5 separate regions of the Homo sapiens genome follow, and all the other regions are linked to region 4. Evidence: chromatin loops called from intact Hi-C (ENCODE). Cell type or tissue: endothelial cell of umbilical vein. All regions are shown on one strand.

Region 1 (5,000 bases), 94 kb after region 4:
GATGACCTGCCTGTGGAAAGGAGCTACCAACTCCAGGTCTCCCAAGAGCTGTTCTGTCACTCTTTTGCTCAAGAAAGTTCCTTTCTGCCTTGCTCACCCTCCAGTTTTCTGCATACCTCATTCTTCCTGGACACAGGACAAAAATTCAGGACCTGTTGAATGGTGGGACTGAAAGTGCTATAACACAAACAGAGCTAAAACACCTGCCTCCACCCCACTCGTCACACTGCAGGCAATGAGAAGGAGAGAAGAGCTGCAGCCCTTCAGGGAGCTCAGATGCACAGGCTCCCCCAGCCAGGGCTGTGACACCCTCTTTGGGGCTCTGTGGTTTCTAGTGTCTTGGAGCTTCCAAGTGCCACCATGTTCCCCTTGTCCAGATGTGAGTGCCCAGAGCAGAAGCCACTTATAGTGCATCTGATCCAGCCACAGGCTTGAACAGAGCCAGCACCTGTGGTGGCACCTGGAACTGCCCACCCCACCACAGCAGCCAATGCTTGGCTGTGTGCAGCAGCCAGACCCCATGCTTGCTTACTTGTGCACCCCTCTCCTCTCCATGCCTGGATCATTCTTTGAAGGTGTGGGAGCCAGGCCAGTAGCATGAGCTGAGTGCAGCCTGCCAGGCCGAGTGGGTGGAACAAGCCCAGCAGGCTTGAGCAAAACTCTGGCAAAGGCACCACTGGCCACAGAGGTTTCCAACTGGAAAAGTGACACCTGGAGGATGCCATGACACAAGGATTCTGACTGATGGGTATGCAGCCCTTGGTACAACACTGAATATAAATGGTAAGAGTGAACGTCCTTGTCTTATTCCTGATCTTAGGTGGTACTATGGTTTGAATATGATTTGTTTGGCCCTGCCAAGTCTCATGTTGAAATCTGATCCCCAGTGTTAAAGATGGGGCCTGGTAGGAGTGTTTGGGTTGTGGGGGTGGATCCTTCATGAATAGCTCTGTACCATTCTCACGAGAGTGAGTTCTTACTTTTAGTTCCCACAAGAACTGGTTGTTGAAAAAAGCCTGGTACCTCCTCTAGTCTCTCTCTTGCTTCCTCTCTCACCATATGATATGCATATACCAGCTCCTCTTCACTTTCTGCCATAAGTGGAATCAGCCTGGAGCCTTCACTAGAAGCAGATGCCAATGCCATGATTCTTGTGCAGCCTGCAGAACCGTGAGACAAATGAACCTCTTTTCTTCATGAATTACCCAGCCTCAGGTATGCCTTTATATTAATAGTAACACAGACTAAGATGGGATAATTTTTTCAAGCCTTTCACCACAAAGTGACATTAGCAGTGTGTTTTCATAGATGCCCTTTATCAGGCTGAGGAAGTTTCCTTCTATTCCAGGTTTCTTGTTTGTTTTTTTAATCATTAAAGTGTGTTGAATTTTCTCAAGTGCTTTTTCATATCTATGACATGACTGTTTGGCTTTTGTCCATTATTCTATTAATATGATATATGATAATGTATGCTGAGCCTGTATTCATGGAATAAATTCCACTTTGTCATGGTCCATAAATATTTTTATATGGAGCTGGAATCATTCTGATAGTCTATATTCATAACAATAGTTTATATTCATAAAGTTACTGGAAAGAATTTGGCTGTTAATCTTATCAAGAATACCTCAGAGATGATGAGCTGCTTCTGTCTTTCTGCTTTCAATATACTCTCTGTGCCCTTGGTTTTCCAGTTGGTTATGTTGTGTATAGGTGTGCATCTCTTTGCATTTATACTACAGTATAACCTTGAACAACATGAGGGGTTGGGGTGCCGACCCCACTAGTCAAACATCCACATATACATACCTGTGAGAAGAGGGTAGAAAAAAAATCCACATACAACTTTTGACTTCCCAAAAACTTAACTACCAATAGTCTACTATTGGCCAGAATGTTACTGACAACATAAACAGCTGATTAACACTTTTTTTAATGTTATAAGTATCATATACTGTATTTTTACCATTAAGCCAGCCAGAGAAAAGAAAATAATAAGGAAAATATATTTACTATTCATTAAGTGGGTAATCAGAAAGGAATTCATCCCCTCTGTTTTCACATTGAGTAGGCTAAAGAGGAGAAGGAAAAAGAGGGGTTGGTCTTGCCATCTCAGGGATGGCAGAGGTGAGTAAAAGTTCCATATAAGTGGACCTGAACAGCTCAAACCCATGTTGTTCAAGGGTCAACTATACTTGGAGTCTGTTGAGTTTCTTTGATGTATAGATTAATGTTTTTCATCAAACGCTGGCAGTTTTTGGCCATTATTTTGTCAAGCATATTTTTTGCTCCTTTTTCTCTCTTCCGAGACTACCATTATGCATAGATTGGCATGCTTGATGGTATCCTATAGATCTGCAAGGTTCTCTTCATCTTTGTTAATCTTTTTTTCTTTCTCTTTCTCAGACCAGATTTTCTCAATTGGTTTATCTTCAGGTTCACTGATTCTTTTTCAAATATGCTCTTGAAACCCTCTAGTGAATTTTTTTGTTTCAGTACTTTTTGACTCTAGAATTTCTATTTGGTTGTTTTATTTAAAAAGAAATTATTTAAATGTCTATCTCTTTATTGATATTCTCTCTTAAGTTTTATATCATTTTCATACTTTCCTTTGGTTCTTTATACATAGTTTCCTTTAGTTCTTCAAACATTTAATATCGCTGATTTAACAACTTGGCCTTGTAAGTTTAGCATCAAGGCTTTCTGAGGGACAGTTTCTATTAACTGCTTTTTTTTTCCCAATATATGGGCCCTACTTTGAGTCTCATAATTTCCTGTTGAAAATAGTCATTTTACATAATATAATGTAACAACTATGGAAATCAGACTCTCTCCCATCCCAGGGTTTATTAATATTGCTGGTTGTTTATTTGTTTTGTTTGTTGTTGTTGCTGTTTCTTAGTAACTTTCCTGGACTAATTCTATAAAGTCTCTATCCTTTTTCAAGTGTGGTCACTGAAGTATCTGCTCAGTTTGCTTAGTCATCAGCTAAGAATTGCAGAAATTTCCTCAAATGTCTAGAACAAATAAGTCTCCATAAGTCTCCCAGGCTTTGCTAAGAGTTCCTGTGGGCACATTGTGGCAAACCTTTAACACTCAGGCAGGTAGTTCACATCTCTGCTTTAGCTGTAAATTCCTCCTTGTGCAGACTCAAGGTCAGTCAGAGGTAAGAGCTTAGGGCCTTCTCAAGTCTTTTCTGACCATGCCCATAGCTCAGGCATGTCCACAGTCCTATGTATGTGAGTAGCCTTCAGAATTTCCAGGTAAATGTCAAAGCTTTTCAAAGCCTCCATATGGACATCTCATTCCCCAGATTTCAAGTTCTTCAGTCACATTCTTGTTTGTCCCAAATGTTATTACCACCATAAGCAGCCTAATATTCATACATACATACATACATGTGTGTATATATATGTGTGTGTGTGTGTGTGTGCATGTAAGCCTTGAACAACATGGGTTTGAGCTGTGCAGATCCACTTATACACAGATCTTCTTCCACCTCTGCCATCCCTGCAACAAGACCAACCCCACCTCTTTAGCATACCCAATGTGAGTAGGATAGAGACCTTTCTAACGATACACTTCCACCTAATGAATAGTGAATACTTTTTATCTTCCTTATTATTTTCTTAATAACATTTTCTTTTCTCTAGCTTGCTTAATTACTATACAGTATATAATACATGTAACACAAAATATGTGTTAATTGACTATGTCATCGATAAGGGTTCAGGTCAAAAGCTATTAGTGGTTTTTAGAGTGTCAAATCAGGTCAAAAGCTACTACTGGTTAAGTTTTTAGAGTGTCAAAACTTATATGTGGCCAGGCACAGTGGCTCATGCCTATTATCCCAGCACTTTGGGAGGCTGGGGTGGGCAGATTGCTTGAGTCCAGAAGTTCAAGACCAGCCTGGGCAACATGGCTGGACCCTATCTGTACAAAAAATACAAAAATTAGCCAGGTGTGGTGGTATACGTCTGTGATCCCAGCTACTCGGGAGGCTGACGTAGGAGGATCACTTGAGCCTGGGAGGTCAAGGCTGCAGTGAGCCGTGATCATGCACTGCACTCCAGTTTCCTCAGCGACAGAGCAAGACCCCGTCTCTTAAAAAAAAAAGTTATATGTGGATTTCAACTGCATGGGGTCAGTGTCCCTAATCCCCATAGTGTTCAAGGGTCAACTGTATATAGTTAGATACATGGACACAGAGACACACACACACACACACATACACACACACACATAGAACAAAAACTGAGAGACTTTCCAAGGAGGAAAAGGCAATCCTACCAAGCATGGTGGGAAATTTTGTTTATTGTTTTTTACTGTAAAATAAAACACAGATAAAGAGTAACATATAAATGTGTAGCTTAATGAATTATTAGAAAATGACACCCTTAAAACTATGTCAGAGGAGCATGCAATTCATTGTGTTTCTCTGAATCCTCTATTTCTTGCAAGTTGACAGCTAAACCCAGAGGTTTGAGCAGACTCAGGGTCATTCACTTTGGCCAAACAATATAGTGCTGTGGTCTTTCATTAAGAGGCACATCATGTCTGGTTGTGATGTGAACAATTATTGCTGTTGAATACTTATAGCCATTAATTTACTGGGACTTTCAAAGTGGTGGTATCCTAATTCTAACATTTCTTTTTCTTTCTTTTTTTCTTTTTTTTGAGACAGAGTCTCACTCTGTCACCCAGGCTGAGATGCAGTGGTGTGATCTTGGTTCATTGCAACCTCTGCCTCCCAGGTTCAAGCAGTTCTCCTGCCTCAGCCTCCCGAGTAGCTGAGACTACAGGCCTGTGCCACCACATCCAGCTAATGTTTTTGTATTTTTAGTAGAGACAGGGTTTCACCAGGTTGGTCAGGCTGATCTCGAACTCCTGATCTCAACTGATCCACTCACCTTGGCCTCCCAAAGTGCTGAGATTACAGGCGTGAGCCACTGCACCCAGCCTTCTAATGCTAACACTTCTATTTCGTTAGTTGAAATACT
Region 2 (5,000 bases), 220 kb after region 4:
TGTGGTGGTTCATGCCTGTAATCCCAGCACTTTGGGAGGCCAAGGCAGGAGGATCACTTGAGGCCAGGAGTTCAAGGCTGAAGTGAGCTATGATCCTGCCACTGAACTCCAGTTGGGTGACAGAGTGAGATCTTGTCTTTAAAAAGAAAGGGGACTGGGTGCAGTGGCTCATGCTTGCAGTCAGGAGTTTGAGACTAGCCTGGCCAACGTGGTGAAACCTCGTCTCTACCAAAAATACAAAAATGAGCCAGGCAGTGTGGTGGTAGGTGCCTGTAATCCTAGCTACTCAGGGGGCTGAGGCAGGAGAATCGCTTGAACCCAGGAGGCAGGGGTTGCAGTGAGCCGAGATCATGCCACTGCACCCCAACCTGGGTGACAGAGCAAGACTTTGTCTCAAAATATAAAAAATAATTTTTTTAAAAAATTAGCCAAACGTGGTGTTACTGCACCTATAGTCCTAGCTACTCAGGAGGCTGAAGCGGGAGGATCACTTGAGCCCAGGAGACTGAAGTTGCAGTGAGCTATAATCACAGCTCTGCACTCCAGCCTAGGTGACAGAGTGAGAATATCTCCCTAAGAAATAATAATAATAATAATTAATAAATAAAATAAAATATCAGAGTTGAAATAGGCCTTAGACATTATCTTGTTTAAAATTTTTGGTTATAGTTGGACAGACTTAAGCCCAGGAAGCAAAACTGACTCATCAAAGATAATTTGCTTAGGTAAACAAATTTATTGATTGAACTATTATTATGTATCAGAATCTGTGGTAGGGTGACCAGTTGTCCTGGTTTGCCTGGAACTGAGGAGTTCCAGGGACATGAGATTTTCAATGCTAAAACTGGAACAGTCAGGGTAATCACTCTATGGTTCTCCCTGTGTACATGTTAATAAATTTGTATGAGCTGGGCACAGTGGCTTATGCCTGTAATCCCAGCACTTTGGGAGGTCAAGGCAGGTGGATCACTTGAGCTGAGTCCGAGACAAGCCTGAGCAACATAGAAAAACCTCGTCTCTACAAAAAAAAAAAAAAAGAATAAATGTGTTTGCCTTTTTTCCAAAAAACAAAACTAAAAAACAAAAAATAGCCTGGGGTCTGGTGGTGTGTGCCCATAATCCCAGCTACTCAGGAGGGTGAGGCAGAAGGACTGCTTGAGCCCAGCCCTGGGCAACATAGCAAGACCCCATCTCAAAAAAACAAAACAAAACTGGAATAATCCCAAGCAAACCTGGACAGTTGGTTGCTCTATTACTAGGCCCTGGAGACAGAACAACTTATGAGATATGACTTCTGCTCTCAAGTCGGAGAGACATGTGAGCAAATCATTACAATATGATATGTACCAAAAGAGCTCCCACACTGTAAGTGAGGCAAGATTTCTGAGGTCCTGAAACCTCTAGGACAAGAAGGGAGTTAAGCAGATTAAAGCCAGAGTAGGAATGGGGCCATTTGGAAAGCATCGAGTCTGAACCATCAGTACAGTAAAAGACACAGTAGTAAAAAATAATAGCTAAGAATTTACTGATAATTTAGCTATGCGCCAGGCATTATGCTATATATTATCTGCTTTAATCTTTACAACCCCATAAGGTTGGATTTGTCATATGAGTGATGAAGACACCATTGGAGAGTTTTAAGCAGAAGAGTAATATAATTGTGTGCTTTAAAGATAAATGATCACTATGGCAGTATGTAAAGAGCTTTTAAAAAATCCAATACACGTACACACTCTTTTGAAATATCTGTAATCCCCCAAACCCAGTTTCATAAAAGAGATTCCAGATTCACAATACAGTTTAAAACCAAATTGTTTAACATCTTAACTCCTCTATTCTTTTTATTTTTTCTGTTCTTCCATTGGCTTTCTACCAATGTACAAACTCTGTAAGGAAGTTATTAGGTTCTATGGCAAGGGCTCCCTCTGTTGGTTGTGCAGCAACACAACAGCAACTATTTGACATCCAGCAGAAACAATTGCTTTAGGTTTTTACAGTAATCCTTTTTTAAAGAAAATCAGAGATCTTTCCTCTAAATTTCAATAATTTGTGAAATATGGAAACAAATATAAGACCCAGTTATTCAGTCTTTGAAGTTTAAACCAAAGAAAAATTTTCTTACTTGCAGTCACCATTTTCACTGGCATCATTCCATGTCTTCATCAAAGAGCCATTTACATTCATTAAACTGGACAGCTATTTGAATTTCATAATAGAATTATCCAGACCTTCATTTCCTATTATGCCCATAGTCATACAAATGAACTTTGTTATCACTTATCAGTAATAATCACTCATTGAGAATGTCATTTCTATACAGCTCCCAGATCGCCTAAGCCCATGACAGATTGGCTCCCAATTCCTCCAAATGAATGCCTGGCAGCGGCTGCAATAAAAGCTCCACCATGTAGGACTAACCCCTTCAGGCTGTAGACAGAATAATTTGCTCATTCAACCAAGATCCACTTCTACTTGCTCCAAACCAATTCTGCTCTTGGGAGACAGTTTAATAACGTAGACACTAAACTCAAGAACCCCCTGGTGTAGTGTGGAAGATATTTAACATTTGAAGCATGGCTCCAACTTGAAGCAGACTACAATAAATGTCATTAACATAGTACAATGCGCCATAAAAGCAGAAGGAAATAGCAAGTATGATTGAGAGACTTCAGGCAGACATCTTGGAGAAGGTACTATCTGGCTTGAACAGGACAAAAGATCCATGGTGTCAGGAATGTTTGTTTTGTCCATCACTGTATCCTAAGTTCCTGTAACTTTCATTGGCACATGGTAAGTGCTTAGTAAATAGTTACTGAATGAATGAGTAGATTTTTGAAATCAATAGGAATTTTACTTACAGGAAAAGGCAGAGAAAAAGAATTTCCCTTTTGAAAATGCTTATCCTCAAAACCTAAACAAACCTTTTGTTTGTTTAGCCTGCCAAAACCCTTCCCTTGGCTCTCTAATTTCTTCAGGATGAAATACTGTCCCTGTCTGCCAGGCATGGTAGCTCATGCCTATAATCCCAGCACTTTGGGAGGCTGAGGGAGGAGAATCACTTGGGGCCAGGAGGTCACCAACGTGGGCAACATAGCAAGACCATGTCTCTATATATTTTTATTATTATTATTAACAGAGTGTGGTGGCACACACCTCTAGTCCCAGCTACTCAGGCGGCTGAGGTGGAAGGATAGCTTGAGCCCAGGAGTTTGAGGCTACAGTGAGTTGTGATGGAGCCACAGCACTCCGGCCTGGACAACCTGGTCTCAAAAAAAACAAAAAGAAAAGAAAAGAAAAAAAGAGCCCACGTATTTTCCCTTTATCTGCCTTTTTCACCATTAGCTTCATCTTCAGGCTGGTAACAGGATGGCTACAGAGGTTTCAAGCATCACAAAATCCAGAGGAAGAAGAGGAACTTCTTCTTTCTGTAGAATAAGGAAGTATTTTCCAGAAGCTCCCCACAATACTTTCCCTTGTCCACTTGGCCATCCCTAAATCACTCACTAGCAAGGGGGATGATGTTCCCATAAATAGTTTGGCTGATCATCTAAGGTAGAGTGGAAGTTGGTGACCTTTTATGTTAGTTACTGCAGTAAGGTCTTGCTGTAACTCCTCAGCCCCCAGAATTGGATACCTTATGTCTCTGTGTATCTGCTTTTGTGACCCTGCCCTGAAACTCACTACCATGTTCATACCCTAGACCTTGTCCCTACCAATAAATGTGTCTCTCCATAATTTCAATTTCAGGGATCCCACCCTCTGACTTTCTATATTTCCAGCTCACTTTTTTAATATCAACTCCAACAATCTTCCAATCCCACAGGGACCTATATGCCACTGATGATCTTACCACATTCCTTTTCACAATCTTCCATCCCCTACACAAATTCTTCTATATCCAGCTTAAATATCATGGTCAATCATTATAATCACTCTCTTGCATATCCCCTGGACTCCCTTGCTCCCTTCACTTCATGGTACTCTCTTGGCAAATCTGCAGTTCTGCTTGTATCCAACTCTCTGCTTACTCAGTACCTGGACCAAGACCTGGAGTAGGACTGGAGAAAAATACATACCAATGTTAATTAGTCTTACTCTACGCTTAATGTCTTTACTGCTGAATAGTAAAGCTGCTTAGCAATTACAACGTATTTCTCCAGTCCATTTTATGTTTCATTCTCTGAGATGACCTCCATGAGATCTCCTGTCTCCTAAAACTTTCAATACCTCCTTTTGATTTTTTTGTTTTTTCCTGCAAATGCTATGGTGACTTACCTTCTTTTCAGTGCTTGTTTTCCAGCTGCTTACTTTGCTTATTTTACCGAGAAAACACAGGCAACTAGAGGGGAATTTCCATATGTTCCCATCACCCCCATCTAACTCCTAGCTACATCAGTGCTCACACCTCTGCTTTCTCTGTTAATGTGGATGCAGTCTGTGATCTAGCAGACCCATTCTTATTATGCAGTAGATTCCATCCCTTCCCATCAACTCAAAGAAATTTCCCCCAGCAATTCTTCCATTCTATATTCTGCATCACCAATATTTTTTATTTTATTTATTTATTTATTTATTTATTTATTACTAGATCAGGAATAATTTTGCCATCCCCCTTCCACAAGAGACATTTGGCAATTTCTGGAGACTCTTGTGGTTATCACAACCCAGGAAAGAAGCAGGGCGCACTACTGGCCTCTAGTGGACAGAATGCTAAGAAGCTTTCTAAACATCTTACAATGCAGAGGATGGCCCTTCTTAACAAAGAATTATTCTGCCTAAAATGTCAGTCCCAAATTGAGAAACCCTGTACTAGGCCATTCCTATAAGCACATAAACACACACACACAAGTGCTATTATTTCTCCCATTTTAAAAATCACCCTCCCGTGACTCCACATACCCTTCCAATTTCAATCCTATTTCCTGCTCCCGTTTACTGAAAAGTCCTCAAAAGTCTTATCTAATCTCACTGTGTCCACTTCCTTTCCTCTAAGTCTCACT
Region 3 (5,000 bases), 190 kb before region 4:
AGACTGGATGAAGAAAATATCGTACATTTACACCATGGAATACACCACAGCCATAAAAAAAGAATGAGATCATGTCCTCTGCAGCAATATGGATGGAGCTGGAGGGCATTATTCTAAACGAACTAACACAGGAACAGAAAACCAAATATTGCATGTTTTCACTTACAAGTGGGAGCTAAACACTGAGCATACATGGACACAAAGAAAAGAACAACAGACACTGGGGACTACTTGAGAGTGGAGAGTGGGAGGAGGGTGAAGATCAAAAAAACTACCTATCAGGTACTATGCTTATTACCTGGGTGATGAAATAATCTGCACACCATACCCCAGTGACACACAATTTACCTATATAACAAACCTGCTCATGTACCCCTGAACCTAAAATAACTTTAAATAAAATAAATATCATTAGACACCCATTAACATCTAATTAATAAAATTTTTAAAATAAAAAACAAAAGCACTTTGGGATAAGGCTACTCAAGAACAAGAAATGATTTAATGGCAAAGACTACAAGACAATGCCCACTGCCTTTCCCTATGTACTATTCTGGTATCATTAATTGAAAGATGTAACTCCTGTATATCTTGCTACTTATAGACATAAGTTTACATTTAAAATGCTTTAACATAACACCTACAATTAAAAAAGGATTATAAATATGTGAGTATTTTGAGGTTCTGGACAAAGGATTCCAGGAAGCTCAGCTGGGGAAAATTGTTTGAGCCTAGGAGTTTGAGGCTTCAGTGGGGCATGACTGCATCACTGCATTCTAGCCTAGGTGACAGAGTGAGACTCTGTTTTTACTTTAAGTATGACATTTAAAAATGTGACATCAGATCCAGCCATCCCACTTCTGAGTCTGCAGCCAAAGTAATTAAAATGTGTTGAAGAGATGTCTGCACTTCCCTGTTCGTTGCAGGATTATTCACGATAGCCAAGAGATGGGAACAATCTATGTGCCCGTCAATAGATGAACAGATACAAAAATGTGGTATATACACAATGGCATACTATTCAGCCTTAAAAAAGAACAAAATTCTGTCATTTGCAACAACATGAATGAGTCTAGAGAACATTCTGCTAAGTGAAATAAGACAGGCACAGAAAGACAAATATCACACACATGCTCTCACTTACATATGGAATCTAAACATCTGAATCCACATATGAAGTAGAGGGTATAATGGTAGTTACCAGAGGCAAAGGCATACAGTGAGCTCCGTGGATAAAGAGAAAATATCAATCAGAGGGTCTCTTTGATCAGTTAGACAGAAGGAAAATATTCTGGTGATCTAATGCACAGTAAGGTGAATACAGTTAAGAAATAATGTATCACTCAAAATTGCTAAAAGGGTGGATTTTAAGTCTTACCACAAAGAAATGGTAAGTATATGAGATGACGGATACGTATTTACTCATTCTAAAATGTACACATGTATTGAAACATCATATTGTACCTCATAAACATACACACTTATTAAACATCAATTTAAAAATCTGAAGCTGAATTAAAGAATATTTCTAACGCATAAATAAACTATGCACATTGAGACCACAGTTTGAGATGCTACTTTATTCAGCTTTTAAAATGACCCAATAATAAATTATTTGGGGAGTACACAATTGATGGCACGGAGGCAACAGACATCAGTTTGCAGGTAGACTAAACAATACTACTAACACACAACATTTGCTGTCTTTCTTCCCCCAAAATACAAGCTATAATCAATTTCATTGTCATTTCATGCTGATAGCATCTTTCAAGACACACAAAATTGTCACTCTTTCCTTCTTTTCACATGTACTAATAACAGAAGAACATTTAACTAGTATTTATTACTCATAAAGCATGGCTGAGGCATGTGGGGGAGGGATAAGGCATTTGCCAAACACTATACAGCTAATAAGAGTCACAGAGTCGAGATCAGAATCTGAATTTATAGATTCAGGACAAAACCTGGTTTGAAACAACCTGAACTACTTTTTCAGACTGAAAATGCACCTGCTAAATGTTTTAAATCTTTCCATATTCAACCTGAGTTCTTAAAAACTAAAATAGTATCCAATATAGTAAAAGTAGCTTTAAGAAAGATCAAAAAGAGAAAAAATAAGATAAATGGTTCAAATAATAACAGACCTATTTTTCTGCTATATCTCAAAAACAAAATTAAAGCTATGCCTACTAGGCTCCAGTAAATTAGGTTTGTTAACAGCACTGATTTAACAAACTTTATTAAACAAATAGCTGCATGTTAGGTTAAATCCATTGCTAGATCTTAGAGATCTAACAATATACAATAATCCCTACCCTCAAAGAGATCACAATACTTCACATCAGACACCATTTTATAGGAGGACAAATGCTTTAAAATAATTCTTTAAATTTATTCAAGATAAGAAAACAGAATTCAGAAGGTTTTGGGTATTGAAATGAAACTGCAATAAGGACCCTAAAAACATTAACAACCCAGTGAAATTACCACTAGGTGTCACTGTGATACAAAGTTCTTAGCTGCCTTTGGGCTCGCTTTCAAACCTTGTTGCATCTTCCTGGTAATAACGTGGAAAAGGTGCATAATCTGATTGAGCATCTCTTTGCATTGTATTATTTATATGTATACAGCTACAGAAAAAATATTATTTATATAATTTCAGTAACACTGAAATGAGTTATATCTATAATAATTCTATTGCTGGTCACATAAACTTTAATGAGTGTACATTTTTAAAATTTCCTGTGATGGATGAATTAATATATACACATATATTCATATACTCATTTATTGAGCCATTTGTTTCCTCAACAAGCACTACTCTGTGCCAAACACTGTGCTAGAATAAAGAATCTAGAGAGGAATAAGACCTGCTCTCTAAGTGTGAGGAGTTAACATTCATAAGGAAAATCTGAAACACAAAGGGTAAGATGTGTTAAAATCCATGTTTAAAGCATATACAAAATTTTATGGGATCATAGCGGATGATTCAACTTAACTGTATGTCCAGAAAGGTTAGGAAAGGCTTCATAGAAGAGGAAATATTTACATGGGATCTTGGAAGCTGTGTAGGAGTTTTCTGGAAAGCTAAAGCAAGAAAAGGTTTATCAAACAGAATAGAGGAAATACAGAGCCACTGAAAGGCACATGAGGAGATGCGTGTTTTAGAAAAATCACCACAGGGCAACTATATAGAAAAGATGGACTAAAGGAAGAAAGAAACGAACATATGGAAATCAGGGGAATTATCTTAATTAATCAAAGAAATCCTTGAACTGTAACAAAGGGGGACGAAAAAAAAAGGAGAGATTCAGTCATAATGTGATAGAATTCACAAAACTTTATTGACTAAGTGCAGTGAAGTCAGAAAAAAATTCTATCAAGTCTAAGTATTATCCTTAAGTATGCCTTCCCTAGTTACACATACAAACATGCCAACAGGGAAAACAGAGAAAGTATATAACATGATTCTCTGCCTGCCATAATACTCATAAGGCAATAACTATAATCCAGAACAAATAAAACTGGAACAGCTAGAAGAAGCAGGAGCAGGTAGATATCATATAATAACAATATCTGATTTAAAATTCATTTTGAGTCAAACTGTGTTTATAGTATGTCCATAACTATGAAGAATATGACTGGAAATATTTTAAAGCTTTATCACAGAAGTATATGAAAGAACTTCCAGGGATCACTTTTCGTAAACTTTTGGCTTTATCATCCACTGTAAAAGCTAACTTATGCTCAAGTATGATAGAGTAGGAACAGCCAAGCTGTCATTCGGTTTGAAAACAAATACAATTAAGACAGCTACAGACACATTATAAATACAACTGGACTCAAAATGAATTTTAAACCAATATGTATCTACTCCTGCTTCTAGCTCTTCCAGTTTTATTTGTTCTGGATTATAGTTTTACCTTATTATGAATCATATGGCAGGCAGAGAATCATGTTATATGGTTTCTCTCTAATATATTTAAAGTGTAACATTAACATACATAATCCAGAGAAGCCAGCCATTTCTGATCACCACACTCGAAATAAGCAGAGGATTTTTTTTAGTTGAAAAAATACTTAATAGTCCATCAAAAAAAAGAACAAGGTTTTTCTGAAGTGATACACTATTCACTCACATGAAACAGACACATGCAACAAGATGGCAGTTAAAATTTATTTAATATATAATTGCATTCCAGTTTTCTTAAAACAAAAAAAAAAATCTGAGGTAATTTTAAGATTTAAAAGAAAAAGTGTGATGTGGCACTGAATTTGCCCCCTTGGATAATAGAAATATTTGTCATTAAACTAAGAAAGTAAAGGCTAAATCATATCCCTTTCAGTGGTTCCCAACTAATAAACCCGAGATGCCTTAGCAATACTACTAAAAATCCATACAAACAAGAAGCATCATCAATTCTGACCAACTGATATTGTAAAGATAAATAACATTACTTTTAAAACGTCAACAGAGGAAGTTTGGTGATTTAAAAAAAAATATACAGAATCAGCCAGGGTAAGTAGCTCATACCTCTAATCCTAGCACTTTGGGAGACTGAGGTGGGGGGATTGCTTGAGCCCAAGAGTTCAAGACCAGTCTGGGCACATAGTGAGACCCCATCTACAAAAATGATAATAATAAAAAATAAAATAAATAATATAGGCTGTCAAGTTGGCTCACACCTGTAATCCCAGTCCTTTAGGAGGCCAAGGCAGGAGAATCACATGAGGCCAGGAGTTCAAGAACAGCCTGGGCAACAAAATGAGACCCCATTTCTTCAAAAAGTGAAAAAAAAAAAAATTTGCCAAACATGGTGGCGTGCGCCTGTAGTCCCAGCACTCGGGAAGCTGAGGTGGGTGGGAGGATCACTTGAGCCTAGGAGTTCAAGCTCAACAGTGAGCTATGGTCATATCACTGCATTCCAACCTGGGTGACACAGCAAGACTCTGTCACTTAAGAGAAAAAAATCATTTCAAGTCACATGAATTCAAAAATG
Region 4 (5,000 bases):
CTGCCCACCTCAGCCTCCCAAAATGCTGGGATTATAGGCGTGAGCCACTGCGCCCGGCCACTTCTATGTCTCCTTAAATGATTATGAACTGCTGGAGCAAAAGGTTTCCATGACTGTTAATATTTAATATCTAACTATAAAGGCTATATTTCAGTATTTGATGTACTTATCATTTTGATGTTAAAAAGGAAAGCACCACTCTCAATATAGTAGAAACTTAACTATGAATTTTTCTTGTAAGCCATGTTAGAATATAAGCTTATTGAGGGTAGAGATACCCTTGAATCTGCTGTAGTGAACTAGCCCTCAATAAATACTAGATTTTCATTGGAGTTACTGTGTAATACTTATGTATGCCTTCTGAACTAAGACCCTAAGCTCTGCACTGCCAATTCTGGTTTACCCAACAGGCAGATGAAGCATATGCTTCAGGGCACCAGCAAAACCAGAATGTTAAAAAAAAAAAAAAAACCTTTGCCAAATAATTTAATATCTCAGCAAAACCACTGAAGTAGCCATCATGGGAAAAAAATCAGAACTTTGTTGGACTTTTTTACTGTTATTTTGGGGTTCTGTTATTTTTCTTTTTATTTCTATATAAGGAAGAGGTGGTAGAACATCAAAATCTTTTCAGTGCTTAGGGCCTCCAAAAATCTTAATACAACTCTGTGTACATCTTAAATTATCATAAGTTTTCCTTAGTTGTTCAGCAATAAGCATTTTATTTCATGAAAATTATAGTACGTTTACCCGTACTTTATGTAATCATACAATTTAAGATTCTTCCTCTTTACAATTTATCTCTAAGCAAGAAACCATAATAAATGCTAGAAGGCAATCCTCATAAATTGGACTAATACCAGTTCTCTTTTATCAGCCAACAGTGCTAATATGTCCTCACACCCTCTGGCTGTATGAAAAGATTACACAGTTCCCAGAATAATCAAAAGTAAATTATTATTTATTTCTTACTGGTATAAATGGAATCTTAAATGTTTCTATTTGAAACGTCTACATATATGTAAGAAAAAGAGAGTTAATTTCTTGTTTTGTAGTTCTCATTTGATTCACAATTCAAGTTTAGTTACCTAAGAAAAGAACTCTAGTTTTTTTCTCAACAATTACATTAAAGAAAACACTGCCAGATTCTTCCCAGTTTCAACTTTCCCTCTACCTACCAATCTCTTGCTGGATGATTACCCAGATATTTCTGGTGTGTTTTGTTGCTAATACTCCCAGTGTACTTCAAGAAGGGTACAGATACTGCTTGAGGATCCGCTTGCCAAAGGCCGGTTCTAATTAGACTTGTCATTTTTTGCTTGGTTTCATTTTGACCACTGGGTGCATCATGCAACCGTGTTGGATATTTTTAAGAGTATAAAAATACAGAAAGCAATAGTTAATTAATCTCACATAGCTAAAAGAGGAAGTTAAAAGTACTGGAAATTGGTGTCGGATGATTAAATAAAGGATTAGGAGAGAGACCATTCTAGACACCCTCCCCAACCCCACATCCCCAAAATCCAAGCCACTTCTAAGTAGTGAGAGAACTTCGGCAACCAAGAAATGGCTTTGTTAGAAAACACTTCACACGACTTATTTTAAATTTTGCTTTAAATTTAATTGCTTTTCTCCTTTTTCTCTAATAATAGGACTATTTCGCAGTTTCCAGTCCTTGATTAATTAAGGCTTCAGAGTTCGTTCTTACATATGCCATGTCTTAAGTTTTCATAAAATTCAGTCTACACAAGACTTGCTTTTTGTGAGCACTGTGCTTAGTGGCAGTCCGGATTTTTCCCTCCACCCCCGCGGCCACCCCTGCCCACCGCGCCGTCGGGCATGGATCTGGCAGGTGCGAGGCCGAGGCCAGGGCTCAGCGAAGGACGCCGAGTTTACAGAGCGCGCGCGCCTAGAGGAGGCAGCAGCAGCCGCAGCCTGGCCGCCCGAACTTTGCGAGCCTGGCGGGGGAGCACAGAGGCGGGCCGACCTGCCCCGCTAGCGCTGAGGAACGACTCCCTTTATGCCAGCTCGCTGTCCGCCTTCCCGCAGCGTACGCTGCGGAGCCTCAAAGACCCTGCGGCCCTCCACAACCGTCTTAAATAACAAACCCCTGTCCTCGCCCCCGTAGGAATTGGGGCAGCTGGGGGTTCGCGTCACAGACTCAAGCCCGCCAGCAGAAGGGCAGGCCGGACTTCGCGGGGCCGAACCCCGCTCCAGCTGGGGACAGGCCGCCTAGCCGGCAGGAGGGAGCCGGCGCGAGAGACTTGACGGGAGGAGGTGGAGAGCGGGAGGCGGGAATGAGGGCGCGGGACCGGGCGGGCGGAGCGTGCGAGACTGCGAGCGCGAGCGCCAGCAGGGCGGAGGGCGGGGCGTGGGCGGCGCCCGGCCTTCCCGCTCCCGCGGCGCTGCAACTCTGCCGAGCCTCCTTAAAACTCTGCCGTTAAAATGGGGGCGGGTTTTTCAACTCAAAAAGCGCTCAATTTTTTTCTTTTCAAAAAAAGCTGATGAGGTCGGAAAAAAGGGAGAAGAAACCGGCACCCTCTCTGAGAGGCAACAGAAGCAGCAATTGTTTCAGCGAAAAAAGCAGCAAGGGAGGGAGTGAAGGAAAAAAGCAAAAAAGGGGGCGACACGCAAGTGCCTGTAGGGGTGAAAGGAGCAGGGACCGGCGATCTAGGGGGGGATCAGCTACAAAAGAAACTGTCACTGGGAGCGGTGCGGCCAAGGAGGAAGCAGTGCTGCCAGGCTCTGCTCCAGGGCACAGCTGGCTGGCGGCTGCCCTGTCCGCAGCAAAGGGGCACAGGCCGGGGACCGCGAGAGGTGGCAAAGTGGCACCGGGCGCCGAGGCTGCTGAGCGCTCGCCGAGACGGCGACCGGACTGGCTGCCCCGGAACTGCGGCGACTCTCCCTACTCAGAACTTGGCCTACGTTTCCCAGGACTCTCCCCATCTCCAGAGGCCCCCACAAAACCGGGAAAGGAAGGAAAGGACAGCGGCGGCAGCAGCTCAATGAGTGCCTACAGCAGAAAGCCTGAACGAGCTCGGTCGTAGGCGGGAAGTTCCCGGGGGGGCTGCCCAGTGCAGCCGCAATGCTGCCGCGAGCTGCCCCAGCAGTCCGGGCTCCGTAGACGCTTTCCGCATCACTCTCCTTCCTCGGGCTGCCGGGAGTCCCGGGACCTGGCGGGGCCGGCATGACGGGCTTCTCGGGGGCCCGCCGCACGCCCGGCAGCCTCCGGAGACGCGCGCCGAGCCCGGCTCCCACGGCCTCTGAGGCTCGGCGGGGCTGCGGCTGCCTGGCGGGCGGGCTCCGGAGCTTTCCTGAGCGGCATTAGCCCACGGCTTGGCCCGGACGCGACCAAAGGCTCTTCTGGAGAAGCCCAGAGCACTGGGCAATCGTTACGACCTGTAACTTGAGGGCCACCGAACTGCTACTCCCGTTCGCCTTTGGCGATCATCTTTTAACCCTCCGGAGCACGTCAGCATCCAGCCACCGCGGCGCTCTCCCAGCAGCGGAGGACCCAGGACTATCCCTTCGGCGAGACGGATGGAAACCGAGCCCCCTGGAGGACCTGCCCCTGCAGTTCTGCCTCACACGGCTCAAGTCACCACCGTGAACAAGGGTGGGTGAATGCCTTTTCTTCCCCCTGAATGTCTTTCCTTCCGCGGTATTTTCTGCCCCGATCTATAGTCCCTTGAGTCTCCACACACACTCCTCACAGAGATCTGTAGCGTAGGTACGTGACAGCTCTGCCTACATCTGACGTCCGGAGTCATTAACCAGGAATGTATGTGTGTCTGTGTGTCTCTCTGTGGAGTCGTCAGAATTCTTCATAGGGGTTAAGCTAAAAAAGCGAGGCGAGGAGCCCCTCTCCAATGGCTCAGTTTTGCTGAATAATCACGTGTGAATCGAGGGGCGGGCTTTTGGCAGGCAGATCTTACTAGTATTTACTACCAAGCTCTACTCCAGATTAACCATCCCAGTCCTTCTGTCAGTCTCCGATGCCATCATGCAGCCTGGTTAGGAGCAAAGGAAAGGGGAAAAAGAAAAACGACTAATTCATCTTTTCCTGATCGTCAGGACCCTAAAGAATGGCCGAGCCTTGGGGGAACGAGTTGGCGTCCGCAGCTGCCAGGGGGGACCTAGAGCAACTTACTAGTTTGTTGCAAAATAATGTAAACGTCAATGCACAAAATGGATTTGGAAGGACTGCGCTGCAGGTTGGTATTAAGAGAGGTGGGGAAAACAAGTCAATAATGTTGCCTACGTGACCCGGGTTTCTAGATTTACAGCTTTTAAGCTTTCAGGGACATAAAATTTCACTGTTTTTAAACCTAGTTGGTTGCCATATTTTATATCTTTAAGTGGATGCAACTTCTCAAAATGACGTACTTTGAACAAACTCCTCAAATCCAATAACATCCTTGATATCAAGTGGGGTCCAGATTTGGTCTTAGTTTTTGGAATGTTTTTGTGACGGTGGGGATTTTAAAGTAGTCAGTGTAGGGCCGAGGTTTGTTTGTTTTGTTTTGTTTTTAAAGACAGCTCTGTAAACACATTATTATGATTATTATTTGAAGTAAATACACTGCTATTAGTGGTTTTACGTACTTTGCCCCCAATAATAGACTTTAACGTTAATTTTCTTGACTACTGATGAGGGTGTTTTTCCTTCAAATGCTTCAAGTTTTGACAAACGACCTTTCCTCGTTTGGAATGGGTGGCCTGGGCACCGGGACAGGATGTACATTTTACAGTTAATGTAATACCATCCACTCATTCAGGAGTCGGGAGGAATAAAAAGTTGAATTTTCTAATCAGAGCTCAGCTGCAGTGTCTTTGTCTCTACGGTCATGCCGTGGTGTGCTCTAATTTTCAGTAATTAGATTTACAGGCAACAATTGACACATGTCCAGCTGCCAAGTATTGTACCTGATAATTTTTTTCCTCTTCTGAATGTTATCATGTAACTTAGGTGAAAGGCTTAGAAACAGAAAAATGACAAA
Region 5 (5,000 bases), 95 kb before region 4:
GTTTTATTCAGGACCTAGCTAATTGATGAAGATGCTTACACTAAACAGCAGTAGTAACATTCTATGTGGATAAAACAGCCTTCTATTGGAAGAAAACATCATCACAGCAAAAGAGAAGTCAATGCCTGGCTTCAAAGCTTCAAAGGGCAGGCTGACTTTCTCATTAGGGGCTAATGCAGATGGTGACTTTCAACTGAAGCCAATGCTTATTGACCATTCTGAAAATCCTAGGTCTCTTCAGAATTATGCTAAATCTATTCTGCCTGTGCTCTCTAAATGGAACAACAAAGCCTGAATGACAGCACATCTCTTTACCATATGGGTTACTCAATATTTTAACCCAGCTTCTGGGACCTACTGCTTAGAAAAACAGATTCCTTTCAAACTATTACTATTCATTGACAATGCACTTGGTTACTCAAGAGCTCAGATAGAGATGTACAAAGAGATCAAAGTTGTTTTTCTGGCTGCTAACACAACATCGATTCTGTAGCTCATGGGTCAAGGATTATTTTTGAATTTCAAGTCTTGTTATTTAGAAAAACGAGGCGGGCGGATCACGAGGTCAGGAGATCGAGACCATCCTGGCTAACACGGTGAAACCCCGTCTCTACCAAAAATACAAAAAATTAGCCGGGCATAGTGGCGGGCGCCTGTAGTCCCAGCTACTCGGGAGGCTGAGGCAGGAGAATGGCATGAACCCGGGAGGCGGAGGTTGCAGTGAGCCGAGATTGCGCCACTGCACTCCAGCCTGGGCAACAGAGCCAGACTCCATCTCAAAAAAAAAAAAAAAAAAGAAAAAGAAAATACATTTCATAAAGCTATAATAGCTGCTGTAGATAGTGATTCCTCTTATGGATCTGGGCAAAGTACACTGAAAACTTTCTGGAAAGGATTCACCATTCTAGATGCCATTCATAATTCATGGGAAGAGGTCAAAATATCAACATCAACAAGAGTTTGGGAGAAGTTGATTCTCACCCTTATGGATAATTTTGAGGGATTCAAGACTTCAGCAGAGGAACTGCAGATATGGTGAAGACAGCAAGATAACTAGAATTAGAAGTGGAGTGTGAAGATATGCATGAATTGCTGCAATCTTATGATAAAACCTGAATAGATACGAAGTTGCTTCTTATGGATGAGCAAAAAAAGTGGTTTCTTGAGATGAAAATCTACTCCTGATGTAGATGCTGTGAACACTGTTGAAATGTAAACAAAGGATTTAGACTATGACATAACCTTAACTGATAAAGCAGCAGTAGGGTTTGAGAGGATTGACTCCAATTTTGAAAGAAGCTCTAGTTTGTGTAAAATGCTATCAAACAGGCTGGGCGCGGTGGCTCATGCCTATAATCCCAGCACTTTGGGAGGCCGAGGCAGGCAGAACACCTGAGGTCAGGAGTTCGAGACCAGGCTGCCCAACATGGTGAAACCCTATCTCTACTAAAAATACAAAAAAAAGTAGCTGGGTGTGGTGGTGGGTGCCTGTAATCCCAGCTACTCAGGAGGCTGAGGCAGGAGAATCGCTTGAACCTGGGAGGCGGAGTTGCAGTGAGCCGAGATTGCGCCACTGCACTCCAGCCTGGGCAACAACAGCGAAACTCCGTCTGGAAAAAAAAAAAAAATTGCTATCAAACAGCACTGCATGCTACACAGAAACCTCTCATGAAAGAAGGCCAACCAATGCAGCAAATGTAATTGTTGTCTTATTTTAAGAAATTGCTAGAGCCACCCCAACTTTCAGCAACCACTATCCTGATCAGTCAGCACCTATCAACGTTGAGGCAAGACCCTTCACCAGCAAAAAGATTAATACTTGCTGAAGGCTCAGGTGATAATTAGCATTTTTTTTAACAATAAAGTGTTTTAAAATTAAGGTACATGCTTTTCTTTTTAAGACATAATGCTACTGCACACTTAATGGGCTACATAATAGTGTAAATATAACTTATATGCACTGGGAAACCAAAAAATTAGTGACTCACTTTATTCAGATATCTACTTTACCGCATTGGTCGGGAACTGAGCCTAAAATAGTTCTCACTTTTTGAGGCTAACGATGCCTTTTTCCCCTATGGCCCTGGGTAAATGGTCACCTTTTTTACTGCTTCCCTGAATCTTCACGAAAATTTTACTAGACATTATTTGAAATGTACACGCCAGGCTTTTATAGCTCCTTCCTTGTATGACAAGACACCAGCAGGACTTACTTCCCCATCTGGGCAAGACAAACTTAAGAAAATGGCCAGAACCTGCAGATGGCGCCAAAAGCAACCTCTAGTGACACTCATTGTTCATTAGCATAAGATACTCCGACCAACACCATGATACTTTACAAATGCCACAACTCAGAAGTTACCACTCCTTTTCTAGGGATTTCTGAAAAACCTGTGCCTTAATTTGCATGTAATTAAAAGTGGGTGTAAATTATTAACCAACAGCCCACAAGGGCTCTCGGCACACTGCCTATAGGTTAGCCCTGCTCCGCAAGGTGGCAGTGTGAGTTTAATAAAGTTGCTGTGTTTCACTGCTGACTCATTCTTGAATTCTTTTCTGTGCAAAGCCAAGAAACCTCCCAGGCTAAGCAAATCTTGGGTCTCGCATACCCTGCATCATTGCTAGAGAACAGAGGTCTTATATCTCATCTCCAGGCATAAGACCAGTCTTCAGCCCCTAGTATCTACATCCAGTTGAGAGGGCCAGTTGCTGAAAGCAACTGTAGAAATGATGCAGGGTATGTGAGACCCAAAATTTGGGGCTTAGTCTGGGAGGTTCTGATAAAACCATTGCAATGACACTGATTTCCCTTTTTGGTTCTAGTACCTGACAATTGTCTATTTTTGCTTTCTAGCTTGACCATATTTAGTATTTTTGTTGTTAATACTTTATTCTACTGGCTGATTTTATTTAGTATTAAAGAGGGTCTTCAGTCTACCAGACCATTTGAAAGTCTATTGTTTATTATTTTCTTCATTCTGTCTTAAAACTAATTTCTTAAACATAAAAATAAAACCATCCCATACCCTGGTATACCCTCCATCAACACTTCATAATTTTAATATTTGCTATATGTTTTTAATTTATTGTTTTGAGACAGAGTCTCACTCTGTCACCTAGCCTAGAGTATAGTAGTGTGATCACAGCTCACTATAATACTGAACTCCTAAACTCAAGTGATCCTCCCACCTCAGCTCCCAAGTAGCTAGGACTACAGGCGAGCACCACCAAACCCAGCTAATTTCTTTACTTTTCGTAGAAATGGAGTCTCACTATTACCTAGGCTGGTCTTGAGGTACTGGTCTCATACAATCCACCTGCCTCAGTCTCCCAATGCACAAGGATTACTGGCATTAGCCACCATGCACAGCCAACTGCCCTATATATTTCAAACCCACTTTCTAAAAAAGTCAGAAATGTTTATAGATGATTTAAGTCTCCATCCCTTCTCCATCTTATTTTCTTTTCTTTCTTTTTTTTTTTTTTTTTTTTTTTTTTTTGGAGACAGGGTCTCACTCTGTCACCTGGGCTGGAGTGCAGTGGTGCAGTCACAGGTCACTGCAGCCTCAACCTCCCGAGCTCAAGCAGTTCTCCTGTCTCAGCCTGTAATGTAGCTGAGACTACAGCCATGGACCACCATGCCCAGCTAATCTTTGTTTTTCGTTTTCTGTTTTTGTAGAGACAGGGTTTTGCCATGTTGCCCAAGTTGGTATCTCATTTCTTTTCCTTCTTCCCTTCCCAGAAGTGTGAGAAAGTTATACCACCATGTTTTTTATATTTTTACATTATATATGAATTCATATTAAAGAATACTGAATTTTTTTGTTTTTCAAAGTATTCTATAAATCATACCAATCTGAATCTATTGTTTTGTTACAAAAGTAATGGTTTCCAGCTGTCCCTATACTCATTTATTTCTTATTTATTTCATTTTATTTATTTTCAGACTGTAGATTTTGGGGGTTTGTTGTTTTATTTATATATTTTAATTAACAAAAATTGAATATATTTATCACGTACAATATAATGTTTTGAAATATGTATACATTGTAGAATGGCTAAATGGGGCTAACATATGTATTACCCTACATATTTTAGCATTTTTTTGGTGAGAACACCTACAATCAACTCTCTACCCAACTTTCAAAAATATGATACATATATTCTTTTTTTCTTTTTTTTCTGAGACAGGGTCTTACTCTGTTGCCCAGGCTGGAGTGCAGTGGCACAGTCTCAGCTCACTGCAACCTCCCTCTCCCAGGTTCAAGCAATTCTCCTGTCTCAGCCTCCCAAGCAGCTGAGATTACAGGCACTTGCCACCATGCCCAACTAATTTTTGTATTTTTAATAGAGACGGGATTTCACCATGTTGGTCAGGCTGGTCTCGAACTCCTGATCTTGTGATCCACCCCCCTCGGCCTTCCAAAGTGCTGGGATTACAGGTGTGGGCCACTGCACCCAGCCTCTAATACATACATTCTTATTAAGTACTGTCATCATGTTATACAATACAGCTCATGAACTTACCCCCCTAACTGAAATTTTGTATCCTTTGACCAATACCTCCCCAACTCCCCAGACTCTAGTTTTGATAAAACCAGTCATTCAAATCCTCCTTTAACTATCACTACCATCCTTTTCCTCAAAAAGACAACTGGTTTAATTTCGTATGTGTGTTTTTGTGTTTTAACAAATAAGAATGCTCCAACTATTGCCCTGAAGCAGCTCACTGTCTAAGAGGACAAAAGCATGTAAACAATACTATAGTAGGATATGTGCTATAATAGTATGTAAAATGTGTAAAACGACTAAAAAGAGACAGTAAATGACCTACAGAAAATAAAGGTATGCATTCCAGAGGACACAGTACTTGAGCAGGCTTCGTGCTTCTCAAGATGAAATGGAGTACGTCAGGCAAATAAAAGGTGGAGAACATTCCATACAGAGAAAACATTATGGCCAAAGACACAGATGTATGAAATTAAGGTACGTTCTGGAAA

The links. A loop is a pair of places that touch in the nucleus more often than their neighbours do. Peaks named below come from ENCODE experiments on the same cell type or tissue, not always from the same donor. Only the 100,000 strongest peaks of a DNase experiment are listed, where the experiment ranks them.
Region 1: it touches region 4 in a loop (6-fold over the local background); 5 of 110 quality-filtered maps call a loop at or near these places.
Region 2: it touches region 4 in a loop (6-fold over the local background); 12 of 110 quality-filtered maps call a loop at or near these places.
Region 3: it touches region 4 in a loop (4-fold over the local background); 25 of 110 quality-filtered maps call a loop at or near these places.
Region 5: a loop joins it to region 4, with 4 times the contacts of the local background. A loop is called at or near these places in 13 of 110 quality-filtered maps.

Annotation. Positions count from the first base shown.
Region 1 is chr1:51,060,288-51,065,287 of GRCh38, forward strand. No RefSeq gene overlaps it. Among named protein-coding and RNA genes, the nearest start is that of MIR6500, 2.8 kb to the left of the region's middle. In endothelial cell of umbilical vein, no CTCF peak of the experiment used is centred here; a DNase peak (open chromatin) is centred at 3,064; H3K27ac peaks cover 1,365 bases.
Region 2 is chr1:51,187,689-51,192,688 of GRCh38, forward strand. No RefSeq gene overlaps it. Among named protein-coding and RNA genes, the nearest start is that of LINC01562, 45 kb to the right of the region's middle. In endothelial cell of umbilical vein, CTCF peaks have their summits at 1,928 (motif pointing left) and 4,692 (motif pointing left); DNase peaks (open chromatin) are centred at 1,913 and 4,713.
Region 3 is chr1:50,772,466-50,777,465 of GRCh38, forward strand. The region is part of intron 4 of FAF1 (Fas associated factor 1); the gene reads right to left. Among named protein-coding and RNA genes, the nearest start is that of FAF1, 190 kb to the right of the region's middle. In endothelial cell of umbilical vein, a CTCF peak has its summit at 2,481 (motif pointing right); a DNase peak (open chromatin) is centred at 2,506.
Region 4 is chr1:50,966,284-50,971,283 of GRCh38, forward strand. It overlaps CDKN2C (cyclin dependent kinase inhibitor 2C), which reads left to right and starts at 3,962. Exons shown (of 2, transcript NM_078626.3): 1 at 3,962-4,214. The coding sequence starts at 4,086. RefSeq lists silencers at 2,221-2,480, 3,031-3,300 and an enhancer at 2,731-2,800. In endothelial cell of umbilical vein, a CTCF peak has its summit at 1,914; DNase peaks (open chromatin) are centred at 1,978, 2,308, 2,958 and 3,828; H3K4me3 peaks cover 3,278 bases; H3K27ac peaks cover 3,362 bases.
Region 5 is chr1:50,871,287-50,876,286 of GRCh38, forward strand. The region is part of intron 1 of FAF1 (Fas associated factor 1); the gene reads right to left. Among named protein-coding and RNA genes, the nearest start is that of FAF1, 86 kb to the right of the region's middle. RefSeq lists an enhancer at 2,371-2,665. In endothelial cell of umbilical vein, a CTCF peak has its summit at 2,253 (motif pointing right); a DNase peak (open chromatin) is centred at 2,305.